Linked DNA regions of Homo sapiens: region 1 is linked to region 2. A link is an interaction called in ENCODE POLR2A ChIA-PET data of the cell type or tissue named here. Cell type or tissue: PC-9. All regions are shown on one strand. Links, peaks and the distances in the headings refer to the core of each region. The heading gives the core; the rest is flanking DNA.

What was found. ChIA-PET counts read pairs that join two places held together with the same protein. Peaks named below come from ENCODE experiments on the same cell type or tissue, not always from the same donor. Only the 100,000 strongest peaks of a DNase experiment are listed, where the experiment ranks them.
Region 1: POLR2A ChIA-PET joins it to region 2 with 7 read pairs; 4 of 35 experiments call an interaction of 5 or more read pairs at or near these places.

The regions. Positions count from the first base shown.
Region 1 is chr1:42,684,297-42,695,329 of GRCh38, forward strand. It overlaps YBX1 (Y-box binding protein 1), which reads left to right. Exons shown (of 8, transcript NM_004559.5): 3 at 9,194-9,227. Among named protein-coding and RNA genes, the nearest start is that of YBX1, 7.4 kb to the left of the region's middle. RefSeq lists a silencer at 6,365-6,414. In PC-9, for the core only: a CTCF peak has its summit at 6,712; a DNase peak (open chromatin) is centred at 8,345; H3K4me3 peaks cover 1,193 bases; H3K27ac peaks cover 2,552 bases.
Region 2 is chr1:42,561,501-42,572,533 of GRCh38, forward strand. CCDC30 (coiled-coil domain containing 30) reads left to right here. Exons shown (of 21, transcript NM_001395517.1): 11 at 4,796-4,975. It overlaps LOC124904162 (a long non-coding RNA gene), which reads right to left. Exons shown (of 2, transcript XR_007066034.1): 2 at 9,321-9,660. It also overlaps the pseudogene RNU6-536P. Among named protein-coding and RNA genes, the nearest start is that of PPIH, 91 kb to the right of the region's middle. In PC-9, for the core only: no CTCF peak of the experiment used is centred there; no DNase peak of the experiment used is centred there.

The DNA.
Region 1 (11,033 bases), core at 6,453-10,452, 130 kb after region 2:
TCCCTTGTAAGCCGGGCATCATTTTCAAGATGGCTGCCAAGGCTAGTAGTGCTAGTTACATGGGTGCAGAGCACTGGGTATGCCAGTAGCAATCTTGGCCTCACAGGTATGGTACTTAGTGCCATCTCAGCATTGTCTTGCTTGCTTACTGTAGAAGACCTAAGCAGATGATTAAAAGAACAATGTGGAATGGACAACAAATGGGCAAAATCAAGCTTAAGGACAGAATCATTGCCTGATGAAAAACTGTTCATTAATCAATCATAGAGTATTGTGGAAACACTCAGAGTAAGAGATAAGCATTTGGTGATCTATTCTCTACTTTTGCAATTGTGGGAAAATATTTTGTTTCTTCCAAAATCTTAGGATTTTCCATCTTGTTATATACTGTTTGCTTTCCTGGCTGGCCGAAACTACGTTTTTCATTAATTTTTTGATAATGGCTTACTAGCAAGAAGGAAGGGAATGCTTATATATAATTGGCATACTGATAGCTTTTTAACTGATCTCTCTGAACTTTCTAGTGTTTTAGTTTGTATTTCTGTCTTACTCTGATTATCGTTACTAGTCTAACCCTTAAACCAGTGGTTTTCAAATTTAAGTGTGCTTACCTTGGGAGGGTGTGATGTAAGTGGTGAGTTCCTCCTTCTGAGCCTTGGATTCATTAGGTCTGGGTACATTTTTAACAGGAATGATAATGGTCTTCGGGCCATACCTTCAAAATCACTGCTTTTAACCCTTGACCCAATGTAATGGTAACTCTGGTGTGCAAATTTGCAGCCTTTTCAGCGGATAGATTGCAGGTTTTGTATGTGTTGAAGAAGTTTTAGCATGTGCCTTGTTTCGCTGCATTTTTTTTAAGTAGGCATAGGTTATGACATTTTTTGAAATCAACAGTTTTGTCCAGAATAAGAGTAATATCTTTACATTTTTTAAGTATTTAGTCCATGAGATACTGTTCATTGAATATCTCTATTCTGAATTGGAATCAACTCAATTGGTCATCCTCCAGGGCAAGTTATGAATTGGCTTTTGATGGTCCTTTGTTTGGACTATCCTAACCTCAATTATTTTGTCAAATTAACTGGTTAAAATGTTCTTTATGCTTCTGAACTGGTTTTAATGATTCTGGGACTTTTTTAATAAGATGCTGTAAAATCTGACTCCAATTAAATACAGGGAAGATTTGCTTTAATTAAGGAAAATGTATGTGATAAAAGAAATCACTTTGGAAGCTAGCAGTTGGTTCTATATGTAGTTCGTGTAGTGGAACAAATAGACTTGGCTGGAGGCACCTGTCTCTTATGAGGGAGGGAGACAGACTGACACATAACGTGCTGTTTTCTGTATAAAGGAGAGGGTGCAGTGTTCGGGATGACTATTGTGACGACTTTTAATTGGGGTTTTTGGATGCGCTGGATTATATATGCTAGGATTGTAAGGAATTTTTATAATTACAATATTGTATGTAAATTTTCTGCCTTTAAAGACATAATTTCATTGTAAATGTGTTTATTCCAGCCTGAATTACCACCTGATGAATTGTTACAACCTTGTTAGAATTAATTCATGAAAGGGCTTCTCCCTGATGGTTATATTGTGAAGAAGGTGCTAAGTAACATGAGCATAGAGCTTTTAAAAATAGCAGAAGTTTTGGCTTTATTTTGTTAGACTGTGTAATCTAGAAATTCTAAGAAATTCATTGAGTTATTCTTTTGTGAACTGTGTCTACAAAACATAATCGGAGAATGTGACTAGAGGGGTTTATTAGCTCCCCCCAGATTACTGTTGAATTTTGTTAGTGGTTGAGTATTGATCCATATTCACCAAAGATTACCATGAATTGGCAACAGTTTATAGTGACCAGAATAGGAATATTTTTCTGTTTCCAGAGTACTTAAAATGTTTAAATTAATAATTCTTAATGTTTTGAGGTGAAAGAATTTGGAGCAGAGGTCACAAATTTGTGACCTTCTGGCTAAAACTACTCCCAGATGCTTTGATTAGACAGTACAGTATTTTTTAAAGGAATTGGGATTAATTACTAACATTTATAATTCAGGAGATAACACCAAGTAATCCAGATTATTATATTTTTAAGATCTGAACTTTAGCTGGCTTTGGGGGCCTGTATTTCCACATAAGTAAAAACCACCTGGCCATATTGTCACCACATTTAGGTGGGGTATACTTTTTTTACGACAGCCTTCACGCCTGGCCTCTGTGTATGCATTTGAGTTTATTACCCATGGTCTAGGAAGATGTAATAAACCAAGCCAGGGAAAGGTTTGGCTATCTCTCTTTAGTCACGCCTATCAGGTTTAGTCTCCCTTTGGGGTGGGGGCTCCCTTGTGGGGATTCCATATGTACATAACTGATAGGTGACTTCCAACACATGTTGGTGAAAATAGATACAGCTAACAAGTATTTATACTAGGGTCTATAGTAAGTGCTTAAAATGAGCCAATTTACTTAATCTTTAAAAACCTTTGAGGCGTAGGTACTGTCATTCTGAGGCACAAAGGAGTTGTTACTTGTCCCCATAAGCATAGGTGATAAGTGGCAGGATTGGAACTGTTTTTTGACTCTGGAGTTAGTGTTCACCAACTGCTCTTATGCTGTCTCTGAAATAGACCCTAGCCATTTTCAATTTGGTTGTTGTCCACATAGTTACAGATAATTTCTTAGGGTGATTATTTTTAGCCGTTGAAAGACTCTTAAATGATCCAAGTATGTCACTGGGGCTCTTGTCTGCTGACTTGCTAGGTCCTGGATTTGAAAAGTTTTCTGCCTTTCACTATCTACTTTGTGAAGTTTGGGATTGTTAAAAGTTCTAGTTTAGCATGTAGGTCAGCTATACAAATAAAAGGACTTGCTTAATTCCTGATACTGGGAGGTGAAGAATTAAAGGAGAGAATGTTGCACCTTATCTCCCTTAATCTTTTTTTTTTGTATGGCCTGCAAGGTAAGACTGAATATTGCCTTTTTAAAGGGTGATTTTTCTTGAGATGGAGTTTCACTCTTGTCACCCAGGCTGGAGTGCAATGGCACGATCTTGGCTCACTGCAACTCCGCCTCCCAGGTTCAAGCGATTCTCCTGCCTCAGCCTCCCGAGTAGCTGGGATTACAGGCGCCCGCCACCACACAGGCTAATTTTGTATTTTTAGTGGAAACAGGGTTTCTCCATGTTGGCCAGGCTGGTCTCAAGCTCCTGACCTCAGGTGATCCACCCGCCTAGGCCTCCCAAAGTGCTGGGATTACAGGTGTGAGCCACTGCGCCCGGCCTCTAAAGGGTGATTTTTTTTTCTTTTTTAAAGGTGGCGGTGTAAAGTACTTACTGTGTGGTTGTTGGTTGTTTGAAGTGGAGTCTCTCTGTGTTGCCCATATGGGTCTTGCACTCCTGGGCTCAAGTGATCTTCCAGCTTCAGCCTCCCAAATGTGTGGTTCTTAATAGAAGTGTAAACCTTTGGAAGGATGTCATTACCAAAAATCTCTTGGGCTGTTAAAGTCACACTGATCTTAACTTGATCACAGTAGATCCATTGCTAAGCCACATAAGTCATGGGTAGACCGTAACATAACTGACAAAATGTTTTGGCACTAGGGAAGGTTTAAAGACTTTTCTGCAGGTGCTGCTAAGGGAGAGATGTCGAAGGTTCCAAACTGGAACCCTAAAGACAAACATCAATGACATGTATGCAGGAGACATTAGGAGAGATTTGTATGCTGGTTATATTAACCATTGATCTTAAGCTGGCAAGAAGTCATCCGTGTTCACCAAGTCACTGATACGTGACTTGGAGAATACTAGTAGGTCCCACTCCCTGTGTCCTCCCAAAGTACAATCCTTTACTCTTGAAATCTAGGATAGAGAACTAGTATCCAGTTTGACTCGTGAACAATGTGAGTTTGAACCACACAAGTCCACTTACACACAGATTTTTTTTGATAAATATATTGGAAAAATGTTTGGAGATTTGCAACAACCTGAAAACTTCAGATGAACCACATAGCCAAGAAGTATCCCCCAAAATAAGGAAAAGTTGAGTATGTTGTAGATACTAGTCTGTTTTATTATTTACTACCATAAAATGTACACAAATGCATTAGAAAGTTAATACAGCCATTTGCAGTTGAGAAATGTAAACAAACATAAAGATTCAGGCAGCATTAAATCATAACTGCACGACATTCACTGTAGTAATATTGTACTATTATAATATGTAGCCACTGCCTATTGCTACTGCAGTGAGCCCCTTAAAATGCCATGTGACGCTAATCATCTTCACATGAACAGTTTATCTCTCCAGTAAATTGCATGTCAGTAAAAAGAACTTGTAGTACACAGGTATTGTGGTTTAGTGCAATACTGTAAGTCTTCAATAGCACCATGGGACCCATGCAAAGTGGCGCTAGTGATGCTGAGAAAAGTCATGGCATTGTAAGAAAAAGTTCAGTTGCTCGATATGTGCTATAGATGAGGTCTACAGCTGGAATTACCTTTCAGACAGATGTACACTTACCGTATCGATAAGTGCAGTACTGTACATGTATTTTCTCTTACAACTTTCTTAGCATTTTCTTTTCTGTAGCTTTATTGCAAGAATACAGTATATAATACATATAAGACAGAAAATGTGTTAAGGATTTATGTTACCAGTAAGGCTTTCCAGTCACGAGTAAGCCATTAAATTTTGGAAGAGTCAAAAGTTACAGGCAGATTTCAACTGTGCAGCAGGTTGGCACCTCAAACTTCTATCCACCCTCATAGATACTGAGTTATTCAAGGATACACTGTATTACCTTCCTGTCCCCCTAGTCCTGGGGCTGCAGTTGCTGAGTTTGCTACCCTCCAGTCTTAGCCCTTGGAAACATACAGTTTGTCCGAAGGCAGAATCATAGACAATATGTGGGAAACAGAAGTGAGTCTGTTGGGTGTGAAGGGTGTTTAATAGAGAAGAAATACAAAGATAAGTGGACATTATTATCTTACAGTCATCTACAAGGCTTGGAAATTGGTATCTGGTTGCTTTAGGTTATGGAGCATATAGATGGTAAATCCTGGAGTTTTTATAACCACAGGATTGTAAATTAGTGTATGCAGTTACGTGAATTAAGGTGTTAGACTAGTGTGGTCTGGTGATCTGCAACAAAGTAGTAGTATAAGAGCATTTAGTTACGGATAAATTTATGTATAATAAGTCTTATTTAAGGCAATACTGTGGATTGGCAAAAAAGTTTTCTAAAATTTAGCTTATTTTTTATGTAGATATACAGCTAGGATAAAGATAGTTATGTTTTAAAAGGAGTGGGAGGGGGGTCAAACATGGTGAACATGCTGGAGTAGAGTCCGGGAGTTTGGATGGATTGGGCCATGAAAAGCAAATGCTAGAATTCCTAGTTCCTGTGGCATGGAGAATTATCTGGCAAGCTGTAATTGTCTTTTGACTTACTAAAAAGTTTTCCAGGGAAGTTAAATTTTTTTGCCTTTGTTTTCCCATTTTGAGTTGCATTTTGTCTATTTTTAAGACCCTTACCAATCTGGATAGGCCATAGTATAGGAGTGGTAGCAATTAGATTTTAATTTAGAAATCTGGCTAGTATTAGTGAATAGTAAATGCCCAATAAATACTAAAAAGATTTGAGTACCTACCTTAGTAATGTAAGTTATTAAGTGTTTAGTGTAGTTTTTCTCATTTTGCAGGTAAAAAAGCCAATGAGGCAGCTTTCCTAGGTTACACAGCTGTTAATAGTTGAGTCAAGACTAAAAATCTAGCAGGGCGTGGTGGTGCATACCTGTAATCCCAGCTACTCATGGCTGAAGTGCAAGAACTTGAACCCCGAAGGCAGAGGTTGCAGTGAGCCAAGATCGCTACTGCACTCCAGCCTAGGCAACAAAGTGAGACTCCATCTCAAAAAAAAATTGAGTACTGTTATTTCTTTTTCTTTTCTTTTTTTTTTTTTAAGATCTGCAAAGGGGTTTAATAATGCAAATATCACATATATTTCCATTTTTAACACCATATTTAAGTTTTCCATTTTCTTAACAATAGAAAGTGATAAAAATGTTTTTCCCAATGTAATAATACAAATGGAAAATATTATAGACAGTCATACACTAACCCAATGAATAAGATTCACCAGAAGCAAAATCTATTTTGGGGGTCCTATATTGTTACATATATACAGGGCACCAGAACCACATTTAGACTAATACTTTTTATTTCTAGTTAAAACAATGCAGGGCACTCCTGTGACCTGCAAATCTAATTGTACATATGTATGTGTCAGACTGTGCAGGTGGCCAAGAAGAATAGAAAGAAAGACTTTATCCAGCTTTGGAGTTCAGGGCCTGATTGCCCCAGCTTTAGCCCATAGGAACTTGACAGCTTGTTCATACCTCTCATCTTTAGTCATAGTTTCTCTTTCTCCAACCCCTTTTCTCCCTAACTACCCTGTGCCATTTAGACTGGAAATTCTAACAGGTAGCTTTTTCTTTCTGAATTATCTTTACTACTGTATAATTTTTATTTTCAGAATATTCCTTATTTCTACATCTTGAAGACATTTCTTTCTAGTAGATGGGGGAGCTAGAGCTTACATTCACTGCCGGAAAAGGGTCAGTTCCAGTGTTAATTTCCCAGCAAACACCTGAGAGAAAAACTGAACAGAAAAGAATAGTGATGGCTGGCAGAGAGTGACACCTGCACCCAGAAAGCTGCACTGCAGCTGTCTAATATTTGAGGGTCTCTTTTGTTATAACTGCCAGTTTAAACTAGAGATTCTGGCTGGTTGCAAATTCAAAGCAGATCAATACATTTAAATCACTGGTTCAACAAATCACTCTTTTTAATGGTATAATGTTTTTATTGCAATTGAGGACGTTTTCAGTAAATACCTTGAGCTTGAGGCCCTGGCTAAGTATTCCTTTTGCAATACTGTTTTTACTGTCATGACACTGGTCAGTGAACTGTGTTAGTTTCACATATCTATCTATGTACCCACAAAACACCTCCCTGTCTTTGCAGGAGTGACATTACCCTGTGTGTAATGGCAGCCTTGTGCTTTCTCTGTGCAGAGACAGGGTCTTGCTCTGTTGCGCAGGATGGAGTACAGTGGCATGATTATAGCTCACTGCACCCTCATTTCCGGGACTTGAATGGAGGCCCGGCTAATTTTTTATTTTTTATAGATATAGGGTCTCGCCACGTAACTACTTTTAATTATTTTTATTGCCGGGTATGATGATATTGATATGTGAATACCTGTTGTAACTACATTAGAAGGCATAACAAACAGTCAGAGCCACCACAAAATGGATTGATAAAGAAATGATGTATTACCCAGATACCATGAGTAGCATTATCAGTAATGAAAAATTCTCCACAGAAGCTGCATTTTTAGTGAATTTAATGCGTATTAAAACAGTACAGAAATACATACATGACTCAGATAACAATAAACAAATTTACTTTCTATACCAAATCTTTACATAGTCTTCTAGCAACTAACACCCACCACTTCCATTAATGCAGATAGTGCTCCCTATCTTTGGAAAAAAATTTTATTTTTTTATTTTTTTTGAGATGGAATCTCACTCTGTTGCCCAGGCTGGAGTGCAGCAGCTCACTGTAACCTCCGCCTCCTAGCTTCAAGCAATTCTCCTGCCTCACCCCCCAGAGTAGCTGGGACTATAGGCACACACAGCCACGCCTGGCTAATTTTTTGTAATTTTAGTAGAGACGAGGTTTCACGATGTTGGCCAGGCTGATCTTGAACTCTTGGCCTCCCAAAGTGCTGGGATTGCAGGCGTGAGCCACTGCACCCGGACTGGAAAAACTTTAAATACCCTGCCAGGGGAAGTATTGCCCCTGTTGAAAATCACTATTCTAGACTTTGCCTGTATTTGCCTTTCTTACTCTACCAGTTTTTTATTGTATTTCCCCTTAGAGCCTTAGAGTTTGAAATTCAGTCATATTGGAGAGCAGAACTAATAAATGATGGCTGTAATCTGTTTTTGTGGTGCCTATGGAGTTATGGACAGATGGACATTAGGTACAGCCATCATTTCCCTAGGCAATCCTAATCATCTAGCTTGAAAGGTCAGTTTTCAGTCACTTGCCTTAAGTCGCTTTTACAGTTTACCTGTTCTGTTTTTTTAATTATCCTGTTCCCATCAATTAAAAATGTTCTTATAATAATCCAAGCTATAATTTACAGGTCAGATTTAAAGTTAATTTTATGTGGATCCTTTGATGCATATGTTGCCCCCAGTTCAGCAAGAAGCTAACAGTCAGTAAGCCAGTTTGTCCAGTTCATTGTAACCTTTGTTCCCTTTGTCATTAAACGCTAGAGCTACTACTGAGCTTTTTCTCACTCTGACCTGACGGAGTAAAGAGGGTGAGGCAGGCCACTGCAGGCCTGGAAATCCGTTTCCTTCTCCAGTGGTGATTCTTGCTCCTCGTGTTATCACCTTAATCCCAATATCCAGGCTAAAAAGTGAGATTATTCTCTACCCCCTCGCTTCTGACATCCAGTCATCCACAAAGTTTCTCATTTTGCCTCAAAAAGAGATCTCAAATGTCTTTTTATACATGGCTCCGTGGTCTAAACCTTCATCAGTCCTTGTCTGGACTTGTGGAGTAGCTTTTATAACTGGGCTTTTCTTACATTCAAACATACCTTATCACCCAAAGGTCACAGTTCCCATTAGGTTTCACTCTTTGCGTTATACATTCTGTTGGTGGGGAGGGGGGTTCTCATTTTTATGATCTCAAGGAAAGTTGGTAGTTGGGAGATGCAGGATAAGGTGAGAATGTAACTACTACTTCTGTTGGTAACCATGCTCTAGAGGTAAGAGGAGGGTGTGCTAGAACAGTTAATGTTTAATAGGATAAGGAGGGGCAGAATATATTTTGCTAGTCATTGCTACCCTCTTAATTATGGCTCAGTAGGTCACACTTTAATTTCTTAGACTTTTTTTTTTTTTTGCCTATCTTACGGGTAATGAGGCTACAACTGTTTGCAACTGCTGAAGTCTTGAAAGCAGAGAGCATGGTGGCTTGTGTTTTTTGATTTTTGCCAAATTTCCTGGTACCTAATTGGCAGCCAGAGAGTCTCTGGGAAAATTAATCTTTGACAACATGAGATTTATTTCATTTTCTAACTTGTTCAACTTGGTTCTGTCTTGCAGGAATGACACCAAGGAAGATGTATTTGTACACCAGGTGAGTGCTTGTGTAGATATTTGCACTTCTGATTCAAGGATTGTAAGAAGAAAAGGTTAGATATGTTCTCAGCTTTTGTTCCTTATAAAAGGTTAAGTCCAACCACCAGTTTATTTACTTACGACAGGAGTAGTAGCATGCTTAAAAATGTATACGTGGAAATGTGTTAGAGTTGACTTAATTATCCTAGACATTTCAAATTGGAATTTTGTCAACAGCTGTGGCTTTCTCAAATGTTGAGTCAAACTCACTGCATTAAATATTTATACCTAATTTCAGATGAACAGATTATTCCATGATTCTAAAGTTGAACAAATAATGTTGCTATAAATACACAGAAACTTTGGCAAGAAGTTTTCAAAGGCTTTTAGGTGTACCTGTAGGGACAAATCTCCATAATCAAGGGTAAATAAGACAGACCTGCAAAACATAGTAATTGAAGTGAGTACTTGAAAAGTAGCATAAAGAGCCTTCTGCTTACTTTAAATCACTTTGAATGGGTATTGGGTTTTTTTTTTTTTTAAACCTTTGGAGAGTTTTGGCTGGCTTGGAAAATGAAAAAATTTCACTAGTTTAAGGTTAAGTGGGGGGAAGTGTGACAAGGTTGGCAGCTGCTCATTAAATAATTTTTAGATTGGCTTCCAGTGATTTGGGAAGAGAAAACTGTTAACATAGGATGAGTACTGATGAGTACTGCATAGTGAACTTTCTCCCTAAGTATCATTTAGGGAAAATGTTTGCACATTCAGGAATTAAGATTATTACTAATGTAAACCACTGCCAAGTGTATGTTAATACTTCAAATTTAGATATGCTGTAGGCTACATTGAATGTACTTATCCTCACAGATACGAAATGAGTAGGAAAAAATATGTTTGTGCTATCAGTTTTCTCACTAAGGCTTTTGAAATATTGTCAACTTGTATTAAAATTAGAGACCATAACTACTTTTTTGTACTATAATCCAGAAATCAAAAGACCTAAAAGTTAATATCCATACTCACATTTAATTAGATACTAGCTTTTATGGCAGCATGTTTCATAGGAAGGGCTGTCATAGGTTGGTGCTTTGTAGCTCACTGAAGTGTCCTACACAGTATTTGATGACAAGGAGGAAGCTATATCAATTTCTAGTACACCCAAACCCAATCAGGTAGTTCAGGGTCAAATGTAATTATGGAATCATTTAAATTCTAAATGTAAATAAATACAGGACTACTTCAGACAAAATGTTGTTTTAAAGTAGATGTTTTATAAAATTGGTATTCTTGTTTGGAAGAACACAGCTCAACTGTTCCTTACTCCCCTTCTGCATGTTCAAAAGAATGTGTAGACTTAGGAACAAGAGACAGCAAAGTTTCTCGGTCTTGTTGCCTGTTGGCAACCCTTAAGGGTTGGGGTTGGGGCAGGGGTGGAGATGTTGATAAAAATAAAGAGTTGGGATTTTAATTATCCATAATTCTGCTATCCCCTATGACTGCAGGTAATTGATAGTTGGCTATATCTGAAAGGTATGAAAACTATGTGACAGTTTAGATGACAGATGAGATCAATTATTTGACTCAACTCACCCAGTTGTACTGATTCACAAGGTGCCACCAATATGCTTTCATTTTTTTGGAAGTGGTTTCAACATGTAGTTGTTTCTTGGGACTTTGGCTGCTCAGGTCTTAGTGGTGTATCAGGGAGACTGCAGTTCTGGGCAGCTTCACTTAATTGGCCTCAGATTCGTTGATTGTCCTGTCTCCTCTGCAATGGAAATGCATGAGTGATCCTGTAATGGATATAGCTGAGATTTGGAGTGAA
Region 2 (11,033 bases), core at 3,279-7,278:
TATTGAATGGGCAAAAGCTGGAAGCATTCCCTTTGAAAACCAGTGCAAGACAAGGATGCCCTCTCTCACCATACCTATTCAATATAGTATTGGAAGTTCTGACCAGGGCAGTCAGGCAAAAGAAAGAAATAAAGGGTATTCAAATAGGAAGAGAGGAAGTCAAGTTGTCTCTGTAGATGACATGATTTTATATTTAGAAAAACCCATCATCTCAGCCCAAAAACTTCTTGAACTGATAAGCAACTTCAGCAAAGTCTCAGCATACAAAATCAATGTGCAAAAACCACAAGTATTCCTTTACACCAACAATAGGCAAGCAGAGAATCAAATCATGAATGAACTCCCACTCACAATTGCTACAAAGAGAATACCTAGGAATACAGCTAACAAGGGATGTGAAGGACCTCTTCAAGGAGAACTACAAACCACTGCTCAAGGAAATAGGAGAGGACACAAACAAATGGAAAAATGTTCCATCCTAACATCCTAATGGATAGGAAGAATCAATATCAGGAAAATGGCCATACTGACCAAAGTAATTTATAGATGCAATGCTATTCCCATCAAACTACCATGACATTCTTCACAGAATTAGAAAAAACTATTTTAAATTTCATATGGAATCAAAGAAGACCCCATATAGCCAAGACAATCCTAAGCAAAAAGAACAAAGCTGGAGGCATCACACTACCTGACTTCAAACTATACTACAAGGCTACATTAACCAAAACAGCATGGTAGTGGTACCAAAACAGACATATAGACCAATGGAGCAGAACAGAGACCTCAGAAATAACACCACACATCTACAACCATCTTATCTTCGACAAACCTGACAAAAACAAGCAATGGGGAAAGGCTCTCCTATTCAGTAAATGGTGCTGGGAAAACTGGCTAGCCATATGCAGAAAAATGAAACTGGACCCCTTCCTGACACCTTAAACAAAAATTAACTCAAGATGGATTAAAGACTTAAATGTAAAACTCAAAACCACAATAACCCTAGAAGAAAACCTAGGCAATACTATTCAGGACATAGCCATGGGCAAAGACTTCATGACAAAAACGCCAAAAGCAATTGCAACAAAAGCCAAAATTGACAAAATGAGATCTAATTAAACTAAAGAGCTTCTGCACAGCAAAAGAAACTATCATTAGAGTGAACAGGCAACCTAGAGAATGGGGGAAAAATTTTGCCATCTACCTATCTGACAAAGGTCTAATATCTAGAATCTACAAGGAACTTAAACATATTTACAAGAAAAAAACAACCCCATCAAAAAGTGGGTGAAGGATATGAACAGACACTTCTCAAAAGAAGACATTTACGTGGCCAACAAACATATGAAGAAAAGCTCAACATCACTGATCATCAGAGAAATGCAAATCAAAACCACAATGAGATACCATCTCATGCCAGTCAGAATGGCGATTATTAAAAAGTCAGGAAACAATAGATGCTGACGAGGCTGTGGAGAAATAGGAATGCTTTTACATTGTTGGTGGGAATGTAAATTAGTTCAACCATTGTGGAAGACAGCATGGTGATTCCTCAAGGATCTAGAACCAGAAATACAGTTTGACCCAGCAATCCCATTACTGGGTATATACCCAAAGAAATATAAATCATTCTACTGTAAAGACACATGCACACATATGTTTATTGCAGCACTATTTACAATAGCAAAGACATGGAACCAACTCAAATGCCCATCAGTGATAGATTGGATAAAGGAAATGTGGTATATATACACCATGGAATACTTTGCAGCCATAAAAAGGAATGATATCATGTCCTTTGCAGGGACATGGATGAAGCTGAAAGCCATCATCCTCAGCAAACTAACACAGGAACGGAAAACCAAACACTACATGTTCTCTCACTCATAAGTGGGAGTTGAACATTGAGAATACATCGACACAGAGAGGGGAACAACATACACCAGGGCCTGTTGGGGGTAGGGGGTGAGGGGAGGGAACTTAGAGGATGGGTCAATACGTGCAGCAAGCCACCATGGCACACGTATATCTATGTAACAAACCTGCACATTCTGACTATGTATCCTGGTTTTTTTTAGAAGAAATTTTTTTAAAAAGTGGCTGGGCGCGCTGGCTCACGCCTGTAATCCCAGCACTTTGGGAGGCCAAGGCGGGTGGATCACCTTCAGAAGTTGGAGACCAGCCTGACCAACATGGTGAAACCCCGTCTCTACTAAAAATACAAACATTAGCTGGGCATGGTGGCACGCACCTGTAATCCCAGCTACTCAAGAGGCTGAGGCAGGAGAATTGCTTGAACCCAGGAGGCGGAGGTTGTGGTGAGCTGAGATCGCACCACTGCACTCCAGCCTGGGCGACAAAGCGAGACTCCATCTCAAAAAAAAAAAAAGTGAGGCTTCTTCATAATTACATTATAACCCATTGAAGATTTTTTTTTCCTAGGGATCTTGCAGCTCTAAGAAAAGCATATTGTGTTTAGATTGCCTTTCTAGCTAAACCAAAATAGGAATTGAAGAGTTAACAGGACTTGAGGGCTTCTGTGTTACTTTAGGGACATAAGCAAGATAAAACTAAAATAATGACATGGGCTTTTTAGAAAGTTGTAGACAGGAGCATACTGGACCAGGACTAAGGAAACTCTAAGAATATCTTATCTATTGAATTGTATAAGATTGAATTCTTTATCTATTCAGCATACTACTTGTGCCTACCTTTGTAGAAAATCCAAATGACTATTCTCTTATTTCACTGAAGAAGCCTGATAGGAAAGTGTATTGCTGGTGTTTGATACATGTGCTTTTTTTACAGCTTTATTCAGGATTTTTGTTTTTTTTGAGACAGAGTCTCTGTCACTCAGGCTGAAGTGCAATGGCATGATCTTGGCTCACTGCAACCTCCACTTCCTGGGTTCAAGCAATTCTCATGCCTCAGCCTCCCAAGTAGCTGGGACTACAGGTGCGCACCATCACACCCAGCTAAGGGTTTCGCCATGTTGACCAGGCTGGTCTTGAACTCCTGACCTCCCAAAGTGCTAGCATTACAGGCGTGAGCCACCACGCCCAGCCTATTCAGGATTATTGACAAATGTTGTATGTTTGTGATGTACAACCTGATGTTTTGATTTATGTGTACATTGTGAAATGATTAAATCAAGCTAAGTTACATATGTATCATCTCACATACTTTTTTGTGGTGAGAACATTTAAGCTCTACTCTTTTAACAATTTTCAAGTATACAACACATTAAGTATAGTCACTATGTACATATCCAGAATTTATCCTGTCTATCTGAAACTTTGCACCCTTTGACCAGCATCTTCCCATTCCATGCCTCCCCTCCCCAGCCTCTCAACCACCATTCTACTTGCTGCTTCTGTGAGTTCAACTTTATGAGTTCAACTTTTTCAGAGTCCACGTATAAGTGAGATCATGCAGTATTTGTCTTTCTGCGCCTGGCTTATTTCACTTAGCATAATGCCCTCCAAGTTCATTCATGTTGTGACAAATGACAGGATTTCTGTCTTTTTAAAGGCTGAACAGTTTTGCATTGTATGTGTGTTTGTGTTGTGTGTGTATACTATATTTTCTTTTCCATTCATCCATTGATTGACACTTATGGAAAATGTTTCACATTTTTCTTGGCAAAGATTTTTTGGATGTGACTCTAAAAGCAAAAATAGACAAATGGGGTTGCGTCAAGTTAAAAAGCTTCTGCACAGCAAGGGAAACAATCAACAGAGTAAAAAGACAACCTACAGAATGGGCAAAAATATTTATGGATCATACGTCTGATAAGGGGTTAATACCCAAAATATATAAGAAACTCAAACAACTCAATAGCAAGAAAACAAATAATCCAATTTAAAAATAGGCAAAGGATGCAAATAGACATTCTCAAAAGAAGATGTGCAAAAGGCCAACAGGTATGTGAAAAAATGTTCAGCGTCGTGAATTATTAGGGAAATGCAAATTAAAACCACAATGAAATATCACCTCACACCTATTAGAATGGCTTTTATCAAAAAGACAAAAGGTAAGTGTTGGCAAGGATGTGGAGAAAATAGAACACTTCGACACTGTGGGTGGGAATGTAAATTAGTACAACCAATATGGAAAACAGTATGGAGGTTCCTCAAAAAATTAAAAATAGAGCTACCCATATGATCTAGCAATTCCGCTTCCAGGTATATATCCAAGGGATATGAAACCAGTATGTCAAAGAGATATCTGCAGAAGTGATGTGTGTGTGTGTGTGTACACAATGTAATACTATTCATCCTTGAAAGAATGTGTTTTATGGGAGTGTGTTTATGGGAGAAGAATCATCGGGAAATAAAAGAAAGTGATGAGGAAGGCTAGAAACTTAAGGTCTCTTACTAAATTTCCTCTTTCTTTTTGCCAACAGACACCACACAGACACACACACACACACACACATTCACACTCTACTTCTTAACATATGGACTCTTTGAACTTCCCATTTTAAATGTGTTTTACCCTAAAATTGTCTGTGCTTCTATCATTGATATGAAAAATAAGGTAAGTTGTCTGTGCCTAACTGCTTTTGTTAACATAATTTTATTGTTATTTTCACTCTAATATAACATGTATTATATGAACATGTATCAACTATCCATAAATGTAAAAGAGTAGTTTGCTGTAGATAAGCTAACTCCAAAAACATTTACATGTGAATAATCACATTCTGACAATTCCGGTTCTGACAACTTGAACCCATGTTTTACCAATATTCTTTCCAATTGTCTGTGTTTCTCTTTTAAAATGTTTGCTTTAGCATCCATCATCTGGAGAAAAACTAAAATACAACCAGCAAGGGGAAGTACAACAACTTCACCAGAATTTGCACCGGCTCCAGATTCTATGCAACTCAGCTGAAAATGAGCTTCGATATGAACGAGGGCAGAACTTGGACTTAAAGCAACATAATAGCTTACTTCAGGAAGAAAACATTAAGGTAACTCTTGTGGGCAAATGCTTTATGGAAGGGTTTCAGTTGGCCCTGGGAATAAACGAATCTAAGTTCCTCTACTTGATAATTCATGATAGGATCCACAAATATGTGGACAATGTGAGCTATCTGGTAACTTCCTCCTTTAACTTTTCCCTGCTAAGTAAGAATGTGTGTATTATCAACCTGTAAATAGAAAAAGGCATTAAATTACATAATCTTCTGAAAACACTATCTAAAATTTTTAGTACTTACTAAACTTCAGTGACCCGAGCCCTAAACCCTGGTTGTCCTGCCCTGTGTATCACTAGACTTATTTATCCCTATTAGATGTATCCATTATTATTGGTTCAGTCAGATCTCAACTGCACCAAGGTACAATTCGTGGGAGAACAAAGTTGTTCTTCCTAATACAACAGCATGAAATAGTTAAGGCAACATCCCCCAAAAGCTTGTTTAAAAATAATCTATGTAGAACTGCCATACACAGATTCAACTAAATTTTATGGACCACATAAATGTTTAAAATTAACCTCCGTGTAAAATAGTACTTCCTCTTAATTATGGTTCAATTCTGTAAATATACATTAAGGACTTAGTTTCTATAAGCCTCTATTGAAGGTTCTAAAATTCAACATTCAATATTCATATGCAATCTTGTAGACACACTGAGAGTTTAATGGTAGGCACAAAAATCCTTATCCCCATGGTGCAGGGGTCAGCAAACTTTGGCATGTAGGTCAAATTCTGTCTGCCTTCTGTTTTTATAAATAAAGTTTTATTGGCAGCCATATCTGTCTGTTTATATATTATGACTGCTTTTGTGCTACAGCAACAGATTTGATAGTTGTGATGAAACCATATGACCCACAAAGTCTAAAATATTTACTACCTGGCCCTTTATGAGAAAAGTTTGCCCACACCTGGTATAGCAGGATAAAATGATCTTATTTGAAAAGTGACATAAACATGGATAAGAAAGGTCCCTACTTTTCAAGAGCTCACAGTCTAGTAGGGGAGATATAGAGGAAAACAAATATCCGTTTATCCCAAACTTCAAGGAAGGCCTTCTAAGGGAGTTCTCGTATTCCGGGATTATTTGAATAAACCTCTTCCCTGTCCTCACCCTTCATGAGTTTTTGAAGACTGATCATATTCCTTCAAGCCTTTGTAGTTTTAAATTAAATTCTAAATCTTTATCACATGTTCTTATAAGACAGTCTTTCACTTTCCCTTCAAGGACATTTCTTAGATCATTTTAACTCTCCAACTCGGGACATATTCTAACAATACTACATATTTCTTAAGGAACAATGGCCAGAACTACACAGATTATAATGCCTTACATATGATTGGTACCCTATAAATATTTATTGGATTAATGAACAGTCTTTCAGGGATGGATAAATGATAGCTTGGTAACAAGAGAAGATTTTTATTTTTCACTGTTTGTAAAGAGCATGCAGTAAATTTAAAAAAAAAGAGAGAGAGAATTTTTTTTGTCTATTTTAATCTCCATGGTGAGATAAATTATTGGCCATTTAGAAATAAGACATCAGCCTCTTGATTAGCTCCTTTGGCCAGGCACCTATGAAAGTTATATATGATGAGTATCCTTTATTGAGAGTTTGTCCACTTTATCTCTTTTTGTTTGTTTGTTTCTGAGATGGAGTCTCGCTCTGTCACCCATGCTGAAGTGCAGTGGCATGATCTCTGCTCACTGCAACCTCCACCTCCCAGGTTCAAGAGATTCTCCTGCCTCAGCTTCCTGAGTTGCTGGGATTATAGGCGCATGTCACCACGCCCAGCTAATTTTTGTATTTTTAGTAGAGGCAGGGTTTCACCATGTTGGCCAGGCTGATCTCGAACTCCTGACCTCAGGTGATCCTTCCGGCTTAGCTTCCCAAAGTGCTGGGATTACAGGTGTGAGCCACCGGGCACTGCCTGTCTACTTTATCTCTTACGAACAGCCTCACAACCCTAAAGGGTCAGCACTTTATGGATGAGGAAACTGTTCAAGATTGCAAAGCTAACAAATTATAGAGTCAGAACTTGTCAAGTTTGTTTCTCTCTTTCCTTTATAGACATCTTGCCATATTACACCCCTCCTCAATTTGGGTCATTTTGGAACCTCAGCTTTACAAACTTAGGACTCACTTTTAAAAATCCACTCAAGGCCAGGTGCAGTGGCTGACACCTATAATCGTAGCACTTTGTGGGGCTGAGGTGAGCAGATCACTTAAAGTGCTCACGAGTTTGAGACCAGCCTGGCTAACATGGCGAAACCCCATCTCTACTAAAAGTCCAAAAAAAAAAAAAAAGAGTTAGCCGGGCATGGTAGCACACGCCTGTAGTCCCAGCTACTCGGGAGGCTGAGGCATGAGAATTGCTTGAATCCAGGAGGCAGAGGTTGCAGTGAGCCATGATCGGGCCACTGCAATCCAGTCTGGGCGACAGAGTGAGAATCTGTCTCAAAAAAAAAAAAAAAAAATCCATTCAAATTATCAAACTTGAGTATCTAGCTAATGTTAGGCATACTTATGAGACTAAGAAACAAAAACACATGCTCACTTTAGCAGCACATATACTAAAACTGGAATGATACAGAGAAGATTAGCATGGCCCCTGTGCAAGGATGACACGCAAATTTGTGAAGCGTTCCGTATTTTTTAAACTAAAGAGTTTCCGCACAGCAAAAGAAACTATCATCAGAATGAACAGGGAACCTACAGAATGGGAGAAAATTTTTGCAATCTGTCCATCTGGCAAAGGGCTAATATCCAGAATCTACAAGGAACTTAAACACATTTAGAAGAAAAAAACAACCCCATCAAAAAGTGGGTGAAGGATATGAACAGACGCTTCTCAAAAGAAGACATTTATGCAGCCAGCAAACATATGAAAAAAAGCTCATCATCGCTGGTCATTAGAGAAATGCAAATCAAAACCACAATGAGATACCATCTCATGCCAGTTAGAATGGCGATCATTAAAAAGTCAGGAAACAACAGATGCTGGCGAGGATGTGGTGAAATAGGAACGCTTTTACACTGTTGGTGGGAGTGTAAACTAGTTCAACCATTGTGGCAGACAGTGTGGCTATTCCTGAGGATCTAGAACCAGAAATACAATTTGACCCAGCAATCCCATTACTGGCTATACAGCCAAAGGATTATAAATCATTCTACTATAAAGACACATGCACATGTATGTTTATTGCAGCACTATTCACAATAGCAAAGACTTGGAACCAACCCAAATGCCCATCAATGATAGACTGGATAAAGAAAATGTGGCACATATACACCGTGGAATAATATGCAGCCATAAAAAAGAATGAGTTCATGTCCTTTGCAGGGACATGGATGAAGCTGGAAACCATCATTCTCAGCAAACTAAAACAGGAACAGAAAACCAAACACTGCGTGTTCTCACTCATAAGTGGGAGCTGAACAATGAGAACACATGGACACAGGGAGCGGAACATTACACACCAGGGCCTGTCAGTGGGTGGGGGACAAGGGGAGGGATAGCATTAGGAGAAATACCCAATGTAGATGACAGGTTGATGGGTGCAGCAAACTACCGTGGCACATGTATACCTATGTAACAAACCTGCGTGTTCTGCACATGTATCCCAGAACTTAAAGTATAATTTAAAACTAAAATAAATTAATTATTTAAAAATTTAAAAATAAATAAAAATAGTGGCTTGGTGCAGTGGCTCAAGCCTACAATCCTAGGGCTTTGGGAGGCCAAGGCAGGAGGATTGCTTGAGCCCAGGGATTTGAAGCTGCAGTGAGCTATGATCACACCACTGCACTCCAGCCTGGGTAATAGAGTGAGGCCCTGTCTCAAAAAAAAAATTAAATAAACATTAAAATATCACTTTTTCTTTAAAAAAAAGAAAAAGAAACCAAAATACTAACTTATTGCTTTTAAATCATTTTGTTATAAAATATAACACTTAGAAAATGCATAAAACATACAGTTTACCTAGTAGTCATAAAGTAAATAGACAACTAAACACTACCCAGGAGAAGAAATAGAACAATGCCAGCACACTAGTGGCCCCTGCACACCTTGTCCCCATCATAATCCCATCACCTTACCACCCAAAATTAGTAGTAACTGCTAATTTTGGTAATAACTCTCTTGCTTTACTTTATAGTTTTATCAACTATTTATGAATCTCATACAATATAGTTGTTTTCCCTATTTTTCAAAATTATATTTCAAAAATATAATCAGTATTTATACCTTGTGTCTGCCTTATGATAACTTTGTCTGCAAGATTCATTCCTGTTATAGTGTATAGCCATTATTTATTCATTTTCTTTACAATATAGTATTCTATTGTAAGAAAATGCCATACTTTATTTATTTTTTCTGTGGCTTATGGACATTTTACGTGTTTCCAGCTTGGGGATGTTAAAAAGAATGTTGTAGGCTTGCAGAGCCTCAGGCAGATTGCTGCTTTGTCACCACCAGTACCAAGACGCTGATGTAGATCCTCTTCTTGGTGCTCGACTGTCCCAACTTGAAGCTGAAGAAGCTGCCTTGGATGCATAGGTCATTGGCCATAACAGTGTTTGCCCCAGTGTTGTCTTATTTCATCATTACCAGCATCGCCAAAACCTTAAGTGTTGACTCTTTGATCACAGGCCCAAGAGGCCTTTACCTTTCTTGGCCTGTGGAGTAAATAGACAATATATTATGAAAGGACTTGTATGTACCCTTTCTGTTTACAATGAGATGTTTAGGTTTCTTAATTTTGAACAAATTCAATTTACCAAATATTCCAGAACACTTGATTTCTTCTTTTTCTTTGATTTGTTTCTTATCTATTCATTGTCTGTGTCTTACTTTTTTCATAGTAAGATTGTTCTTGAAAAATGAAACTTCTAGGCTTTCTAAAAGGCTGGAGTGCCTTTTTAGAAGAAGTCAACAGCTAATAGATTTGTTCTTATCATTGAAATTTCAAAAGTTATACCAACCCTCCAAAATAAAATGAGAAAATGAAAAAAAAAAATGAACCAGAAGGTGAGCTGGTTTAGAATGGCAAGGTGGGAAATGGGTTTTTACTAGAAAAATAGGAAGTTTATTAAAACTTGATTGAGAATTTCTTTTTGGTAATATCAATGAGATAAGCGTATTACATTTTTTCCTGTTGACCTACATTGATCCACCAATGATATCAAGGCATTTGCTCTTAGGGTTTAATTTCTTTACTTCTACATACACTCATTTCATTGTGTTTAACAAAGCGTTTGACCATTTTTATGTGTCCACTAACATTTTTGGAAATGGCATTTCTGGTCTTCAAAAATTAACGAAAAATGAGGAAATGAGGTTTCATAAGCTAAGCACTCTACACACTTGAGCAGCTTTTATTGAAAGAACTTTGCCTTTGAACAGAGGGTTTAACAGCACATTATTTCAGATATGTTCAGTCAATGAATTTCAGATTCTTTCTTGAGTAGCAAGATATATGAATAGAACTGAGTAAGGTTTCTACTTTTTAAAGAGTGCTGCAATGAACACTCATGCACATGTATCCTGATGTCCATAAGTACACATTCCTCTAGGAAGAGATTGGGAGTGGAATTATTTTATCATAGAATATGTATTACTTCAACTCCTTCTAAAGTCTTCCACCAACAGTGTCTGAAGGTTCCCATTGCTCTACATCCTCACCAACTCTTGGAACTGTCAGACGTTAAAATTTTTGCAAACCTAGTATACGTGTATAGCAGTAGTTCCTTGTGGTTTTAGTGTGCATTTGCCTGTTTGCAAACAAGGTTGAGCAGCTTTTTATACATTTAATTGGCATTTGAATTTCTGTTTTGTGAAGTGCTTGTTCAAGATTTTGTTCATATTTATTTGGGGTTTCTGTCATTTTAATTTTTTCATTAATTTATAGAAGTTTTTTAAATACATGAACCCTTTATCAGGTATGTATTATAAACATCGACTCTGTGGCTTGCATTTTCATTCTCCTTATATATCTTTTGATGAATCAAAGTTTTTAATTTTAATATTCATTATTTTTCATTATAACTAG